Linked DNA regions of Mus musculus: region 1 is linked to region 2. The links are chromatin loops, found by intact Hi-C in ENCODE. Cell type or tissue: left cerebral cortex. All regions are shown on one strand. Links, peaks and the distances in the headings refer to the core of each region. The heading gives the core; the rest is flanking DNA.

Region 1 (8,575 bases), core at 393-8,392, 410 kb after region 2:
CCTGTATCAGTCTCTGCTAGAATCATCATCACCACCACCACCACCAGCACCAGCACCACCACCACCATCACCATCATCATCATCGAGACACTCCCACTAAGAATTACGGAAGTAGGGTGGGCAAAAGGACTCAGGAGTCAGAGCATAAGCCTGACAACCCAAGTTTTAACCCCAGAGCCCACGGTGGAAGGAAAGAGCTGATCCTACAGCGCTGTGCTCTGACAGAGCTGGAGGGGCACTGAATCCCCCGGAACAGGAGAGGTTTGTGAGACGCCGCGGAAGCACTGGGAATCAGAAAAGCAGCCTGTGCATTTAACCACTATGCCATCCCTGCAACCCCCTCCTAATGATCTTAATAGACGCAATCATAGCATTTAACACAGCAAATATATAAACCTTAAACATTTTTTGCATGACTGTGTGTGGGGGGAAGTGTGTGAGGTTTGTGTGTGTGCATGTGTACGTGTAGAGGACTAAGGCTGATGTCTTCCTCAATCACCTTCCATTTTCTGAACTCAGGGCTGGCCATTATGGCTGATCTGGTTAGCTAGATTGACCAGGGGATCCTGCCTCAGCCTTTTGCGAGCTGGGATTAGAAGCAGGCCACCACATCCATCCTTTCTGTGTATGTCTGGGAATTTAAATTCCAGTACTTACGCTTGCATGGGAAGTTCTTCACTGAGACATCTTTCCAGCTCTCTTTCAAATATCTTGGATGTGACTTTTCTTCCAGGAAGAATGCCCAAGGATGAGTTTATCTCTGGTATTACCTGGGTAAAGAGCAAAACTCTGTTGATACAGTTAGCTGGAAAAAAATCACTAACAAGGTTCAAGGTAAAAGACTGTGAGACTTTTCTTCTGGAACATTCTAGGACGTTTTAAAGTGACATGTGATCATGTCTAACTTGAAATGGTAGGGACACCTGGGAACAGAATAAGCCCTCACCTGAAGAGCAGAGGACAGTGTTCTGGCAAATACGTGTTCCTAAGCAACGGCCTCTCCTCCTGCAGAACATGAGGCACAGGTGATGTGACTCTGACTCTGAGCCTCATTGCACATCTCACTGTGAGCTAGGCGGGACTCGATATTACAGGGACCTTCTGTTTGCACGGGCTGCATTCCTAGGGTGAGCAGCCCTTCCTGCAGATCTGCGGTAACCTTTTTCATCACCCCCTTCTCCCTACCATTTTCAAAAGATACATTATTTGGGTGGTGGGTAGGTGTGTGAGTGGGAGAAAGACAGAGTGCACTTGTGCAAATGCACGTATGTGAGTTCAGTGCCCTTGAAGGTCAGAAAAAGGTATTAGATTACCCCACCTCCCACCCCTGGTAGCTGGAGCTACAGGTGGTGTGAACTCCCAGACATGGGTGCTGGGAAAAGCACTCCGGGCCTTTGGAGGAGCAGCAAGTGCTCTTGGCCTCCAAGAAGCCAGGTCCTCTCAGTGTCACCCACTGCCATCCATTTGTCCCCTGTGGCCACTGCTATCTGTTCTAATGGCTTGGTGGGGCTTTTTAACAGTCTTATTCGTTAAGATGGAACTGCTGCAGGCTGGGGGCTCCCTGTGCCTCAGGCTCTTCTTAGGTAGGCTGGCATCTGAAGGCACAATGCTCAGTAACTGTCTTCTTAGGGAACTCCAGCATCTAGTTACCACTCATGGCCAAGCAGCCAGCATGAGCTGGATCCCCATTCATGGCATCATTATTTCCACTCTCTGGGAGTGAGCCTTATGCCTCGTCCTGTGGGCTGAGAGCTCTACCCTGTGAGCTGCATCTGTGCTTATGGAATGACCCAAACTTTACCTTTAGGGAACTGATTGTCACCACTGGGGGGAAGACAAGAAATCCTGGTCTCACTTCACTTCAGAAGTGGCCTTGTTTCAAAGAGGGCAAGTGATGTTTGATGTTTGATGTTTAGATTAGGGGAAAGTCCTGGGTTCTTCGAGGGAGAAAATAACAAATGTCGTAACATGTTTCAGGGCTGGGATATAGATCAGGTGTAGGGAGCTCTGAGTTCGATCCCCCAGTGCCATGTAGACCAAGTGTAGTACATACCTGTAATCTAACATGTGGAGGGAGGAGAAGCACATGTTTCAAGGCCATCACTGGCTACACGTTACATTTGAGGCCAGCCTGGGATGCAGGAGACTGTCACTTTGAGGAGTGCTAGTATATGTGCACAGTACTGTTGCCTGAGCCAGGGAAGAATGCCCAAGTGAGTTTAATGACTTGTTCTTGGGCCTGAGTTCCAGGTTCTCCCTAGGCACCCACTGTTCTTGAGTCTGAGTTCCAGGTTCTCCCTAGGTACCCCTGTTCTTGGGTTTGAGTTCCAGGTTCTCCCTAGGCACCCACTGTTCTTGAGTCTGAGTTCCAGGTTCTCCCTAGGTACCCCCTGTTCTTGGGTTTGAGTTCCAGGTTCTCCCTAGGTACCCCTGTTCTTGGGTCTGAGTTCCAGGTTCTCCCTAGGCACCCACTGTTCTTGAGTCTGAGTTCCAGGTTCTCCCTAGGTACCCCCTGTTCTTGGGTTTGAGTTCCAGGTTCTCCCTAGGCACCCCCTGGCTACCTTCTTCCACCTGTTCTTCCGAGTGAGTGCCATCGTCACCTATGTGTGCTGTGACTGGTTCAGCAAGAGCTTTGTGGGCTGCTTTGTCACCGTGCTCCTCCTCCTGTCCTTTGACTTCTGGTCTGTGAAGGTAAGGCTTCCTCTCTAGGGACTTTTAGCCTTTGCTCCCAGGTGGTGATGTCCTCTGTGCATGTGGGATTCAGGGGTGCTTTGGTTTACATTGTTGCTACCTGTTAAAGAACACTGGGGGGTGGACAATATGGCTCAGGGGGTAAGGGGGGCTGCTGTCAAGCTTAGACCAGAGCAAGAGCCTTGGAATCCACTCTGTGTAAGGAGAGCGCCAACCCTCCCAAAAGTGTGCTATGGCACGTGAACACTCCCCTCCAAACAAAATGTTACGGATTACTGGGCCCGTGTCACTTACAATTAGAGGGCAAAGGTGCTTCAGTAAGTGGCTTCCAGGGTCATTATCATAGGTGCAGGTGCACCATGGGAGTGATGAACCCATATGGCTTTGGACTTTGTACGAGTTTCATGATCTATATGGACATATATAGACATATAATGCGAATGTGTGTTTTATTTTGAAGCAGTCTTTGGCTTTTGAGATAGTTTCTCACTAGGTAACCCTGGTTGAACTCTGACTCACAGAGATCTGTCTGCCTTTGCCTCCTGAGGACTGGGATTCAAGGCATGCACCACCATACCTGGCTAGAATCTCACATTTCAAAGTAAGTAGGGCCTGGCATGGTAAACCAGCACTCAGGGTAGGGGGAAGGGAGTAGGTGGGCAGAGGCAGATGGATCTCTGAGTTTGAGAGCAGACTGGTCTACATAGCAACTTCCAGGCCAACCAAGTGAGACTCTGTCTCAAAAAAAAAAAAAAAAAAAAAAAAAACCAACAACAAAGCAAAACAAAAAAAGTAAGCTTAGAAGATAAGAAGCTTAGAGAGTTCACTCAAGAAACTACAGTTCAACATCCTTTCACCCCTTTCTTTCTTGTGTGTGCATGCACGCCTGTGCTGGAATGCACTTGTGGTCTGAGGACGAGTTGCAGAAGTCAATTCTCTCTCCATGTGGTCGTGGGGATCAACTGCCATCCTACAGCTTAACACCCTTGTCTTAATGCTTTCTGTGGGAGTTTACAACCAACATTAGTTGTGTGCACTGCACGAAACTAATACTCACCACTCAAGAGGCCGAAGTGGGAGGCTTGAGAGTTCAAGCCTATCCTGGGCTGCATGGGAAGACCATCACAGAAACAGTCAGCCATTTTGTGCCTTGTGTGCTCACAGCCCTTTTGCTCACTTTCCTCAGAATGTAACTGGAAGACTCATGGTGGGTCTTCGATGGTGGAACCAGATAGACGAGGATGGGAAAAGCCACTGGATATTTGAAGCCAGAAAGGTACGCTTTGCAACAATAAAACCTATAAGAACTGAGGAAAGGCTGTGTGAAGTTTACACAGGTTCCCAAGTTGTGTGTGTGTGTGCCAGTTGGGTGGTGGTAATGCACACCTTTAATCTTGGCACTTGGGAGGCAGACTGGTGGAGCTCTGTGAGTTCGAGGCCTGCCTGGTCTACAAAGCCAGTTTCAGGACAGCCAGGGATATTATACAGAGAAACAAATGAACAAAAGCTATACTGGCTGTCCCCAACAGGTCTCTGCAAACCACATGGCTGCCACTGAGGCAGAGGCACGCATCTTCTGGCTTGGTCTCATCATCTGCCCAGTGATCTGGATTGTGTTCTTCTTCAGTACCTTGTTCTCCTTGAAGCTGAAGTGGCTGGTAAGATGCTCCCTGACCCTCCTGCTGCTCTGACAAACCAGGGGCTAGAAGTGGTCACTCTAGCAGCTTGATGGAAATAGCCCCATGGTACATTCACCATATAAGGGTTATATTCTGTGGCTTCTGTCAATCTTGTGGAGTTATATCACAATGTCAGGATTAAAAAAATCCCAGATTTTATTACAACTATGTGAGTGTGTGTGTGTGATATGTGCAGCAAGTACAGGTACCCCCAGAGGGCAGAGAGAGCCTGTGCTCCCCTGCAGCTGGCAGCTGCTGACAGAAGTGTTGGGCACCACACTCAGGTCCTCTGTGAGAACAGCAAGTTCTCCTAGCTGCTGGAAGAATTCTCCAGTCCATTTAAAAATTATTTTCACCACCACAAAGAAAATCTGTCCTGTAGGCATTGTGCTTTATGCCATTTCCCTGGCTCCTGAAACTCACCTTCCTAGGTAGACTTGCCTGTTCCAGGATGTTACATAAATGGAATCACACAGTATTCGTTCTTTCCTAGGTGGCTTCTTTCACTTAGCACATGGTCAGGGCCACCCAAACTACACTTTCTTTGAAGGGTTAAATAATATTCCATGGCATGCATATACAGCACGTTCTGTTTCATTCCTTAGTGGCTAAGAATGAATAATGCTGATATGAAATGATGTATTGTTTCTGAAGTGCTGGGGAGGGACCCCCAAGGACCTTGTGTTTGTGCAGGCTAGCTAAGTACTCCCGCTGAGCTGCATCTTCAGCCTCCAGGAAGGAGTTTTGATTAAAATGTGCGCTATCTGTTGTTAGCCGCCAGCCTCTCTTGGAAGGAAGGCTGACAGTGCCCATTTTCTTTGGGAGAGCTGTCCATTCAATGAGGACACAGAATACAGGGCACAGTAGTAGCAACACTGTGACAGCAAACGGGCTCCTTTGGTTTCTGCCTCTCACCAGCACCAGCTCCATGACTTTGGGCAGGTTCTGTTTCTCTGCTAGTCTCCTTTACTGAACCATGGTGGCCACAGCCTTTTGGTTGCTTAGGTGTTCCTGTTGACAGAGTAGCCATACCAGCCCTTCTCTGTGGGTGTGCACCCTCAGCAGGCTTCCCTCTGCTTTGCCCAATGCAGGCTCTTGTGATTGCTGGCATTTCCCTCCAAGCTGCGAACCTCTACGGCTACATCCTCTGTAAGATGGGAGGCGACGGTGATATGCGCACAGTTGCAGCCAGCTTTCTGTCCCAGACAGTGTTTCAGACGGTGAGTGATGAGTTCCTTCCCAGAACCTTCCTTCTAGGTGACAGAGAAGGGCACCTGCATGCAGTTGCAGTTTTTAACAGTCTTCCTATTGCTTTTTACTGTGTATGTATGTAAAATCCACCATGTTGACTATTTCTGTTGTATAGTTCTTGTTGGGCCTGACGGTATACACCTTTGATATCAGTACTCTGGAGGCAGGGGCAGGTAGATCTCTGATGTTAAGGCCAGCCTGGTCTACATAATGAGTTCCAGCCCAGCCCAGGGAGGGCTACTTAGTGAGACCCTGTTTTAGTTAAACAAACAAGTTAAAACACACACACACACACACACACACACACACACACACACACACACACCAGGTCAATTAGTTCTAGGGACAGCCTTTCACAGATGCCCCAGAACCTTCTCATTCCCAACAAGAGCACAGTCCTTTTTTTTTTTTTTCTTTTTAGATGTATTTATTTATTTTAAGTATATGAGTACACCACAGCTGTTTTTAGACACACCAGAAGAGGTCATCAGATTCCATTATAGATGGTTATGAGCCACCATGTGGTTCCTAGGAATTGAACTCAGGACCTCTGGAAGAGCAGTCAGTGCTCTTAACCACTGAGCCATCTCTCCAGCCCGAGCACAGTCCTTTAGACACTAGCTCCCTATTTGTCCCTAGCCCCATGGCACCCACCATTCTGTCTGTAACAAATTGACAGCTCCTATCAACAAAGTGTCTGACATTTTGTGACTACTGTTTAGTTTTAAGTGATATTTAAGACTGGGGCTAAAATTATGAAACCTTGCTGCTCCCGCAGAGGACCCAGATCGGTTTCCCAGCACCCATACAGCAGCTCAGCCACCTATCTGTAACTCCAGTTCCAGAGGATTCCGACACCCTCTTCTGACTTCCACAGTCATCACACACTACACATATACATTCATGCAGGCAACATACACATAAAATCAAGTAATTAAAGCAAAACCTACAACTGGCCAGGGAGAGGGCTCAGTGTGTAAAAGCACTGGATGTGTAAACCTGACAACCTGAATTCTATCCCAAGAATGCACACAAGCCAGGTGTGGGGCAAGCATCTCTAATCCCAGCATTCTGGATGGGAAGGCAGATAGAGAAGTTCTTGGGCCAACAAGCTTGGAGTATACAGTACAGAGACAGATGAGAGATCCTGCCTCAAAAACAAGGTGGAAAGAGAGAAATAAGGCCCCCAAAGTTGTCCTCTGTCCCCCACAGGTACATCATGGGATGCACATGCCTGCACATACATGCACATGGACGAACACACACACCACAGAATTGAGGAAAGAATGACAAAGCCTTGTTTTTGTTTTGAAGCTAGGAAATATTTCTTGGATAATTGTCTTAATAATTGCCAATTGTCAAGTTGTCAGAAATGAGGGATGGAGGATTCTTTTTGGCTACTTGTGGCTGTGGGTCTCCCCAGTGAGTCTGCTCTTTGTTGGGACAGTCATGGCTTCTCTTGCCTTGCAGGACTTCCCAGGTGACTTCGAGAAGCCCAGGCTGGAAGGGCTGGACATCCACCGGCACTAGGTGAGCAGCACGTGCAGGCCAGAGGCCTGAGCACCTGTGGGAAAGCAGCTCCTGACCTGTGCTCCAGGCCTAGGTGGCCTTTCCCAGTCCTCCAAGTTGACCCAGAACAAGTCCAAGCTAGAACCCCGATATTTAGGGCCTGCTCGGGACCCATCGAGCTTTGGAAAGGTCACATCTGCCCTACAGGGACCCCAGTACACTCCAAGAGTTTACGTGTACAGGGGAAGGAGAGGATAGGGGAGGGGGCTGCCCATATTCCAGTGTCACACCACAGTACAGTGGAAATCTGGAATGAATTCCCTCAGCAGCTCTCAGTTCTACGTCTTAGTCCCGGATCACGAGGACAATTACATCTGTGCCTCAGACGTGCCAGGTGATGGTTTGCCTGGGACCCTGGGCAATACCGGATGTCTTGAAGGCACCGTCACCTCATGGGTGACTTACAGGCTTTGCCAGGGGCTCTGATGGCCCCCAGCCAAAGCACCCACACCGATCCCAGCATGACTGGAGACCTCCCAGAGCTGGAGACCCCAGTGTGGGCACAGGCAGTGTCATCCCCCCTCTGTGTCTCCCTAGGCTTATCACATGAGGCAGAAACAGTTCCTGGGAGTCCTGTGACTCAGAGAGTTCCTAGTCCCTTGGATTCCAGGAAGCAGGCCCTAAGGGATAGGTTCAAGGAGACATTTTTATTTTCTGATGAATGGCACCTGGATGCAGAGCGCCCGTACCTTTGATCTCGAGGAAATAGGCAGATAGGTGATTACAGTGTCTTAATGAGTGACTTCAAATCCTGTCAGCATCTGGTGGCTATGGTACCACCTGTCCCCCATTGCCCAGGTGTCTGGACACGTGGCCTGCCAACTCTGGGGTTAGCAGGTGGCACTCGGTCCTGTTCCACTTCAGGGACTGATGAGGGTCTCAGCATGTGACTGATGAGAATTACAAAAGTCTCGGATCCCTAAAAGGCAAGTTGAGAGGTGAGTTTTCACCCAACACCTTTGCCCATGGCTTGCTTTGGCTTACCAGTTAGGATTCCAGTCGGTTTTATTGGCCTTAATGGCAAGTATTTCCCATGCTATGAACGTCACCTGCCCCGTTTCTCAAACTAAGAAGTAGCTCATAGTGCTGACACACGGGAGGCTAGTCTCAGAGTCTCCTGGACAGGGGAGCTATGCTGGTCATGGGGTCTCAGCACCCCTGCTGTCCCCAGCTGAAGCTGGCAGGTTAACCCTACAGTTCTGCACACTTCGCTCCTCTAGGTGCCTCCCTGCAGGCGATGTTTCAAGTACTTACTCTGAATTATACTTCTGTAGGCTGCTGTGGCTGGTGAATCTGGAGCTTCGACAAAAAAAGACTGGCCTTTGTCACAGCTCTTGCCTTAAAGAGACAGAGGAAAGGAGACCCTTGTAAAAGCCTTGCTCTTT
Region 2 (8,558 bases), core at 1-8,000:
GAAGGAAGGTCGAGACAGAAACCTTGTCTAGGGCTAGGGAGATGAAGCTTGTAGGCAAAGCTCAGGCCTGGTTGGTAAAAGGCTTGCCAAAGCTTGTGGACCTGAGTTCAGAGGCCCAGCATCCATGCAGAAAAAGCATGGCAGGGTGGCATGCATATGTATGTGATCAGTGTTAACGAAAGGAAGACAGGCCGATCCTTGGGGCTCTATGCCCAAGCATCCTAGCCCAGCCACTGAGCTCCTGCTTCAGTGAAAGACCCTGTTTCAAAAAAATAGAGGCCGGGCGTGGTGGCACACGCCTTTAATCCCAGCACTCAGGAGGCAGAGGCAGGCGGATTTCTGAGTTCGAGGCCAGCCTGGTCTACAAAGTGAGCTCCAGGACAGCCAAAGCTATAAAGAGAAACCCTATCTCGGGGAGGGGGGGTGGGGAATAGAGACCAATCACTTGATGTGACTTCTGGCCTCTAATACACAGGCATGTGTGAGCTCACCCCCCACAAGACCATGCACGCATTAACATAATCCTGACAGTAGACACCAAAACAAAAGCAGTCAGGGATCAAAACAGATGCATACATCAACAATGAGATTAGCGGTTAACCTGGAGGGTGATGCCATAACTTGTTGGCATCTGCTTTTCATATGCCAAACACAATAGGCAGGCTCCAGGAACGCAAGCAATTCAGGATCCCATTGAGTTATAATTAGTCGCAGAGCCCCAGGCAGGGGCAGAAAACCCAAGCTTGCTCTCAGCCCCGTTCATTGCTCAACACAAGAGTAAGAGACTGGTCTCTGTTCACAAGTCAGGCACTCCTGCAAAGTCACTTCCTGACAGGCGAAAATGTAAATCCAATTTTCCCTCCTCGCTGCCAAACCCCCCCCCCCCCCACTCACCACCCACAACACACTGTGCTGTTGTTCCAGTCCCTGCCACCTCAAACTTTATCCCAAGCAACACTGGGCACACAAGGAAATCAACAGAAGAATAGACTGCCACTAGGATAGTCTGACAAATTATTAACCACAACTTCCCATTCCCCAGGGGAAGTGCCTCTCCTTGAAAGCGCAACTTGGCTAGTCATAAACCACACAAAATGCAATTGTGTAGAAAGTCCCTTGTCATAGCAGGAAAGGCATGCAGCCAGTGCCCTACATGCCCAGCTCATTCCACCAGCACGAATGAGCTTGCACACAAGTCCAGAGCGTCAACTGAAAGGAGTCCAGGGTTCACATGGGGATCTCTGGATCTAACTCCAGGTCCCATATTGGCTGTCCTCTGGATGTGGCCCCAACTGGTGAAGACAAAACCCTTAGAGTTACAGGGCTGAAGACCAGATGAGGAGGCTAACAGAACTGCTCTATGGAGCTTGGAGGCAGGAGACACTTCTTGCCGACACACTGAGCCCTCCCACCTGTATTCCCCTCCAGGCAGCTGTCTGTGGTGCTCTCCATTTCTCCTTCCCCACAGGACCCTGCCTGAGATCAAGCCTTCACCCACTCCTATAGGGACTGCTCTGGCCTGACTGTCTCCTCCCAACCAGTGGCAGCAGCTCCTTCTGCCTAAGAGCCTCCCCCCTAGCAGCACAGCCTAAGCAACACTGAGCCCTCTGCAGAATGAGACCTAGAGGGCAGAGTCACCAACTTCACCTGTATCTTCAGAGCCTGGAGAGGAACTGCCGGATGCCCTAGAGACAGGGCAGGGGCAGGGCAGCAGCAGGCCAGCAGCCATCAAGATCACTCAGTGTGGGCAGGTCCTTCCCAAACTCAGCCTTTCAATACTGCCCATGGTGCTCTGTTCCCCACCTCCTGGCCTTTGCCCATGCTGTTCAAGGAGCTAGACAATCCACCACTATACACAGACACAGGATGTCAAGAGTTCTGACATTCTGAGTCCCAGCAGCCCAAGAGAGTTAGTTCCTACAGACAACTACAAGACAGCCTTCAGGGCTGTCTCCTCCAGGAAGCCTTCCCTGACCTCCTTGAGCCTTGAACATGTATCCTTCTCCTGTGCCTATTTCTGTATCTACTGTCCCCAAATAAATACCAGATGAACCATCAAGCTAGATGAATGAAAAAGCCTCTTTATGCTCTGTGGTTTGAGGTCCAGGTCTCCTGAGGCCAGCAGTGGCAGCACATAGTAGGCTTTTGCTTTCTACCTGACTAACACTGAGGCAGGCACCATGAGCAACACTCAAGAAAAAGTGCTGTCATCACTCTGTGCACATGCACCCTGGGTTCACGTCTACAACGGTGCCTTGTGGACATCCCTGGCTGCTCCCGAGATGATTCATGAGCAAGAAGAAACAGCACAGGCCCTGGCCCTGGCCCTGGGCATACAGGCTAGAGGGTGAGGCCAATAGCTTCAGTCCAACACAGGGACATCTGCTAGATGGCAGGCTTATTCCAGTGTTGGAACTAGGCTTGAGACACTGTTCAAAGCTGCTTTCAAGGGACATTGCCTGGGCTGGGACACCAAACAACATGGAATTTAAGCAAAGTCAAAGTTAAGGCCAAGGGCAGTCAACTTTCTCTGTAAGGGAGCAGATTACAGAACTCAGGCTTTTTTGGGGTCATAGGAATGATTGCTGTCACAACTGCTAAGCCATGTCAGTACAGTGAGATGGTGACCCTAACCTTTTGCAAATTACAAATGCATTTCAGGCCAATAAAACTTCACTTTGTAGATGCTGATTTCAAACTGCATATACATTTCATACATCAGGATTTTTTTGTAGACATGTCAAAATGTAAAACATAGGCCAGATATAATGGCGCACGCCTTTAATCCCAGCACTGGGGAGGCAGAGGCAGGCAGATTTCTGAGTTCGAGGCCAGCCTGGTTTACAGAGTGTAAACCCAGGACATCCAGGGTTACACAGAGAAACTCTGTCTTGGAAAAAAAAAAAAAAATAGCCTAGGTCAGAGACCCTGACTCTGCCTCTAGACAGAATTCAAGACTTTCTGAGCAGGAAGCATTCTTTAGAGAGGCAGGGCTGATTTTTACAGAGAAGGAAGCCATGGAAAGGCAGGCCTGCTGAATCTGTAGGCTTCCTTTAGAAGTCTCCTGGAGCCTGTGTTGAAGCTTCAGAGTCAAGTATAGGCAGGCCTTGTCTATCTGGGTCACAGGTGCAACCACGCAGTTCACGAGGCCCTGTGTATGATATGTGTTTCCTAATGAGATGAGGCTCCAGGTACCTGATGCCGGTCTCAGAACATCTGCTTCTCAGAACACACAAGTGCCAGGCATTGGACCAGATGCTAGAGTCAAGCTATCAGAACCACAGTGCAAGAACTGCAGTAGCTCAAAGGGCAGCCTCAAACCCTGCAATATCAGCATCTCCTTAGAGGGTATTAGAAACAACTCTTAAGACTCAGAAAACCTGCTGGGCGTGGTGGCACATGCCTTTAATCCCAGTACTAGGGAGACAGAGGTAGGTGGATTTCTGAGTTCGAGGTCAGCCTGGTCTACAAAGTGAGTTCCAGGACAGCCAGGGCTATACAGAGAAACCCTGTCTCGAAAAAACAAACAAACAAACAAACAAACAAAAATATGAGTACAGACTTAGGGCTGGGATTGCTTGCGTAGCATGCACAAAGCCCCCAGTTTGATTCCCAGCAGCGTATGAACCAGATGGAGCAGCATATGCCTAGAATCCTAGCACTCAGGAGATGGAAGCAGGAAGCCCGGGTGTCCAAGCTACACAATGAATTTTAGGTCAGTCTAGGCTAGACACTGCCTTAAAAACACACACACACACACACACACACACACACACACACACACACAGAGAAAAAGACAAGCAGACATTTCCTGAGAAATTATTTTCAAAACATACGGGGAAAAATGAGAAAAACATCTACAGGGATAGAACTGTGACACAGAATTGCAAGGCTCAAAACTGGGAAGGTGGGATAGCCTCGGGAACCTACAGGCGTTTTAGTAGATGTACTTGTTTACTATTCTCGCTGTCTGGGTTAAACCCAAGGACTCATCAATGTTAGGAAGTGCTCCCACCCCAGGCCCTCTTTACTTTTTGTTCTGAGACAGGCTCTCACTGAGTTGCCTTACGTTGGCCTTAAACTCACTTCGTAGCTCAGTCAGGCTTTGAACTTTGCCATCCTCCTGCCTCAGACTCCTAGTATTGGGATGGAAGATGTGTACCTCCAGGCCCGGCTGGAACCTACATCTTAGAAAGCGGGGATAGGTGTTGCTGTCATCCAAGAGGATGGGTGGGGAGTCACTTGACAGGGGCTGGGCCAGGAAGGAGGGCTAGAGCCTGGAGGTGGGACCGCCCCGCCCCGCCCCGCCCCGGGGAGGACCTGCAGAGCCGGTCCCGCCCACGTTACCTGGGAGGAGGCAGGGCCGGCCGCGTGGTACGCGCTCCAGGCCGCGCACAGAGAAGGCTCCGCTCGAGTCGCGCAGCCGGGCCTGGCCGCCTTCCGCCGCCAGCACGGTACCCTGCATCCACACGGCCACCAGCTCCAGCGGAGCGCGGCCCACCGCCGCCCGCGACAGCCGCCACGCGCCCGGGCCACCCTCTGCGTGCCGCCGCAGCTGTCCTGCCAGTACCTTGAGTGGCGGCAAGCGCGGCAGCCGCACGGCCCCGGGGCCACCGGAGGACAGCGACTCGGACGCCGCAGCCGCCATGCTGCGCCACCACCGCTTTCCCGCCAACTCTGACGGACGGCGGGGGTTTGGCGAGCGGCAGCCAATCAAGAGCGCGCCTGCCCGAGGCAGCCAATGGATGGGGGCGGGACAGCCGCGTAACCGCCAGAAGCTGAAAGATTCAACTGAATTAAATAGAAAATAGATACGCTAACAAATGCAGGGAGATACGGAATTTCCTCTCCTAAGGAAGAGCAACGATTTAAGCCATATGTCTCCGTTCCAGTTTACTAAAAAATAAGACGCACTCAACAGTAGTTGTAGATGATCGATTAATTTTAAGAGCCGAAATAAAATGTGCACCCTTAGCAAAACATTACCACACGAAAAGCCGAGATGCAAGTAGATCCCTTGGACCTTTTTGATACGAAATCACATCTACACACAGGAGAGAGAGTTCCAGAGGAATAGTTTAAGCATGGCCCCAAACACAAATTTATGAATGGATTGGTTGTACTCTTTTAATACCTCAGAGATGACGCTGAATATGCGCTGCGCTGGTAACTTTGGTTAAGATATCAAGCATCTTTAGAAATTGGTCTTGTGCCCAGACTACACACACACACACACACACACACACACACACACACACAGTATTCCTGAAATTATAAGAGTTTTATCAGGGGAAATCTTTAAAAAGAAAATAAATACACTTATTTGAATTTAACGATTAAAAAAGTATCAAAACAAATTTTGGTGGTTCACACCTATTTAACTCTAGCACTCACCAGGGCTGGAAGATGAGTTCAAGGTCATCTTTAGCCACAGAGTGAATTGGAGTCCAACCTGGTATACAAGAGCCCTTCCTGGAAACACCATAACAAGTAAATTAAACAATTTCCTCTTTCAGTTCGGGATATTGCTCTATAGGAGAGTGTTTACCTAGCAAGAATGCTCACCAGGCAAAATCACTTGCCACCAAATCTGATATCAGATCAGAGTTCCATTCCCAAAACCCATGTGAGAATTAACTCCCATAAATTGTTCTCTGACTTCCACAAGTGCGCTGCGGCACACGTGCATCCTGGTAAGTTATTCTCTGCTGGTGAAATGAGTCAATTCAAGCCAAATCGAAGTACGCAAAGGCAGGCTTATGGGGAAGCCGCTCTTGGGTCGGTTCTCTGGTCCCAAGGAAGGAGGCCAGGGAAGTCGACATGGGGAGGAAGACAGAGGGGAGGGGGTAGAGAAAGAGTGTGCATGTGCTGGGAGAGAGAGAGAGAGAGAATGCAGAGAGGGAGAGAGAGAGAATGCAGAGAGGGAGAGAGAGAGAATGCAGAGAGGGAGAGAGAGAGAATGCAGAGAGGGAGAGAGAGACAGGTGGGTATACAAGGTGCAAGGTAGGAACTAAGGGATGCTGGAAGGATGGGAGAACCTGGAGATGAAGTCCACTTTGGTTTGTAAAAAATGCACCTCAGCTGTTTGTCCCAAGTCTGAATCCTAACTCTTCCCACTACACACACACAGTAAATAAATGCAAAATATCTTTAAAAACACAAACAAACAAACAAAACTTGCCACCTTTGAGTGACTAATTTATCACTAAGTCTTCTTCTTCTTTTTTTTTCCTTCTCCGAGACAGGGTTTCTCTGTGTAGCCCTGGCTGTCCTGGAACTCACTCTGTAGACCAGGCTGGCCTTGAACTCAGAAATCCGCCTGCCTCTGCCTCACAAGTGCTGGGATTAAAGGCGTGCGCCACCACTGCCCGGCTATCACTAAGTCTTCTTACACAGTGTAGTATTCTGAGATCAGCAATACTGAACACTGAACTAAAAACCCATGTTTGTGATTGATTACAGCTGATCAGGAAATGATAAATGTACGAGGTGGCCTACCAATTACTTTGTGTGATCATTATACAAAGTTCATAGGTATCAAAATATCACAGTCCTATCAACAGGCACAACTAATTACATAATAGGAAATTTATGCTATTAAAATTCTCTCCCTTGTATAGTTTTGTTGCCTGCATGTATGTCTGTGCAAGGGTGCCAGATCCTGGAGTTAAAGACAGTTGTAAGCTGCCTTGTGGGTGCTGGGAATTGAACCTGGGTCCTCTGGAACAAAGAGCCAGCCCCTTCCTTCGTTTTTTTGTTTTGTTTGTTTAGGTTCGTTTTTTGTGTCTTGGGACAGGCTTTCTCTAATAGCCCTGGCTCACTCAATAGACCAGACTGTCCTCAGATGAAGGTGTGTGCCACCACTGCCTGACTACCCATCCCCCACCTTCATCATTTTAATAACAAATACATGCTAGGTCCCAAAGAAACCCAGGACCAGAGGCAAACCAAGGTACTATTAACTTATCAAAGCAGATGCTAGCCAGTAGAAACCTGTGGCTCCTCCCAGTGTTCCTTGCCCCTCCCCTCCCCTAAACCTCTGCTGCCCAGATGCGGGGGGGGGGGGGGGGGGGGGGGGGGGGGGGGGGCGCTTCCCGTCCCCCAGCTTACATCGCTATAAAATCCTGCCATTTTGGTTCCTAGCCCTCTTGGTTTATTAGTCTATAGCCACCTCCGCCTTTTCACTTTCTCTTTCACTCCCCCCACCTCCCTTGACCGGGTGTACTCTGCTGACCACGTTTAGTCTGGACTCTTCCAGATGCCTCTGGCTGTTCTTTCCCTCATATCTACAATTAAACCTTCTTAATTACACCTAGGAGTGGCCATGTCTTCATTTTTATTCAGTAATTTAAAAGCTGAAGGAAGAAAATTTTTAATTAATAGCTGCACCCCCCCACACACACACATACACACACCTCTCCATCACCTTTATCATTCATGAAAGCAAAGTACAGGGAGGAGAACTTGGAAGAGGAAAATCTGGAACGGGAAGTCACTGAAAACCATATTCAAGATTATCGATTGTTGACTTCTGGATGCAATAACTTACAGATTTTTAAATATACAAGTACATATTTTTGATATGTAAATAGTCTTTGTGGTAGTTTGACTTGGTATGTGTTAGCTGGTGCTGCTTCATATTCAAATGCTAAATACTCCCCCCCCCCAAGATCTGGTAGCTGCCACCCCCACCAGCAGATCCTCACATACACCAAGTGATGCTATGTAAACCTTGCTCCCCAATTTTAAACTATTGGCTAAATAAAGGTGGCTACAGCCAATTACTGGGGACAACAGAGGTAGGCTGATTTTCAGTTACCTGGCTGTGGGTCGCAGGTAGAGACCATGAAAAAGAAAGAGGAATAGGGGAAGGAAGACAGAGAAGACAGAAGGTCTCCGTTAGACATGATGGCCCAGGAGCATGTGCCTAAGTGAAATGTCCCCCACCCCACCCCCAGGACAGTTTGCTGCAACAGAAGTAACCCAGGCAAGGTTCAAACAGCAAATATTTGGGGAGCACAGCTGGGAATTAACAGTCTAGTTAATAGAAATAGAGATTAGGGGTAATCCCCCAGTAATTGTGCAAGAGCTGGTTAAAAAATCCATAGGATTCTGCCTTAGTTATTGGGAGAGGGGAGGTTTGACTGAGTCATATCACTAACTCATAGAGTTTAATAAAAATCCATTTACAGATATAGCCACCATAGACTCGTGTTTGAATGCTTGGCCCATAGGGAGTGCCACTATTAGGAAGTATGGCCTTGTTGGAGTAGGTGTGGCCTTGTTGGGAAAGTGTGTCACTGTGGAGGTAGGCTTTGAGGTCTCCTATGCTCAAGCCATGCCCAGTGTAGTGGTACCTGCTACCTGCAGATCAAGGAGGAGTTCTCAGCTCCTTCTCCAGTACCGTGTCTGTCTGTACACCACCATATATGTGTCTTGCTTTGATGATAATGGTCTAAACTCCTGAATCTGTAAGCCAGCCCCAATTAAATGTTTTCCTTGTAAGAGTGAAATGAAACCTTAACTAAGACAGTATCTTGTTTTTCTTTAGTAATTAA

The links. Hi-C counts contacts between places; a loop is a spot of excess contacts. Peaks named below come from ENCODE experiments on the same cell type or tissue, not always from the same donor. Only the 100,000 strongest peaks of a DNase experiment are listed, where the experiment ranks them.
Region 1: it touches region 2 in a loop (5-fold over the local background); 2 of 42 quality-filtered maps call a loop at or near these places.

The regions. Positions count from the first base shown.
Region 1 is chr16:10,422,775-10,431,349 of GRCm38, reverse strand. It overlaps Nubp1 (nucleotide binding protein 1), which reads right to left. Exons shown (of 11, transcript NM_011955.2): 10 at 8,445-8,528; 11 at 6,922-8,109. The coding sequence ends at 8,051. Tvp23a (trans-golgi network vesicle protein 23A) reads left to right here. Exons shown (of 7, transcript NM_001013778.2): 2 at 2,547-2,691; 3 at 3,878-3,967; 4 at 4,221-4,349; 5 at 5,462-5,590; 6 at 7,092-7,151; 7 at 8,465-8,575. The coding sequence ends at 7,151. Among named protein-coding and RNA genes, the nearest start is that of Nubp1, 15 kb to the right of the region's middle. In left cerebral cortex, for the core only: no CTCF peak of the experiment used is centred there; no DNase peak of the experiment used is centred there.
Region 2 is chr16:10,831,180-10,839,737 of GRCm38, reverse strand. It overlaps Rmi2 (RecQ mediated genome instability 2), which reads right to left and starts at 4,679. Exons shown (of 2, transcript NM_001162932.1): 1 at 4,348-4,679. The coding sequence starts at 4,648. It also overlaps the pseudogene Gm17913. In left cerebral cortex, for the core only: no CTCF peak of the experiment used is centred there; DNase peaks (open chromatin) are centred at 4,384 and 4,698; H3K4me3 peaks cover 1,020 bases.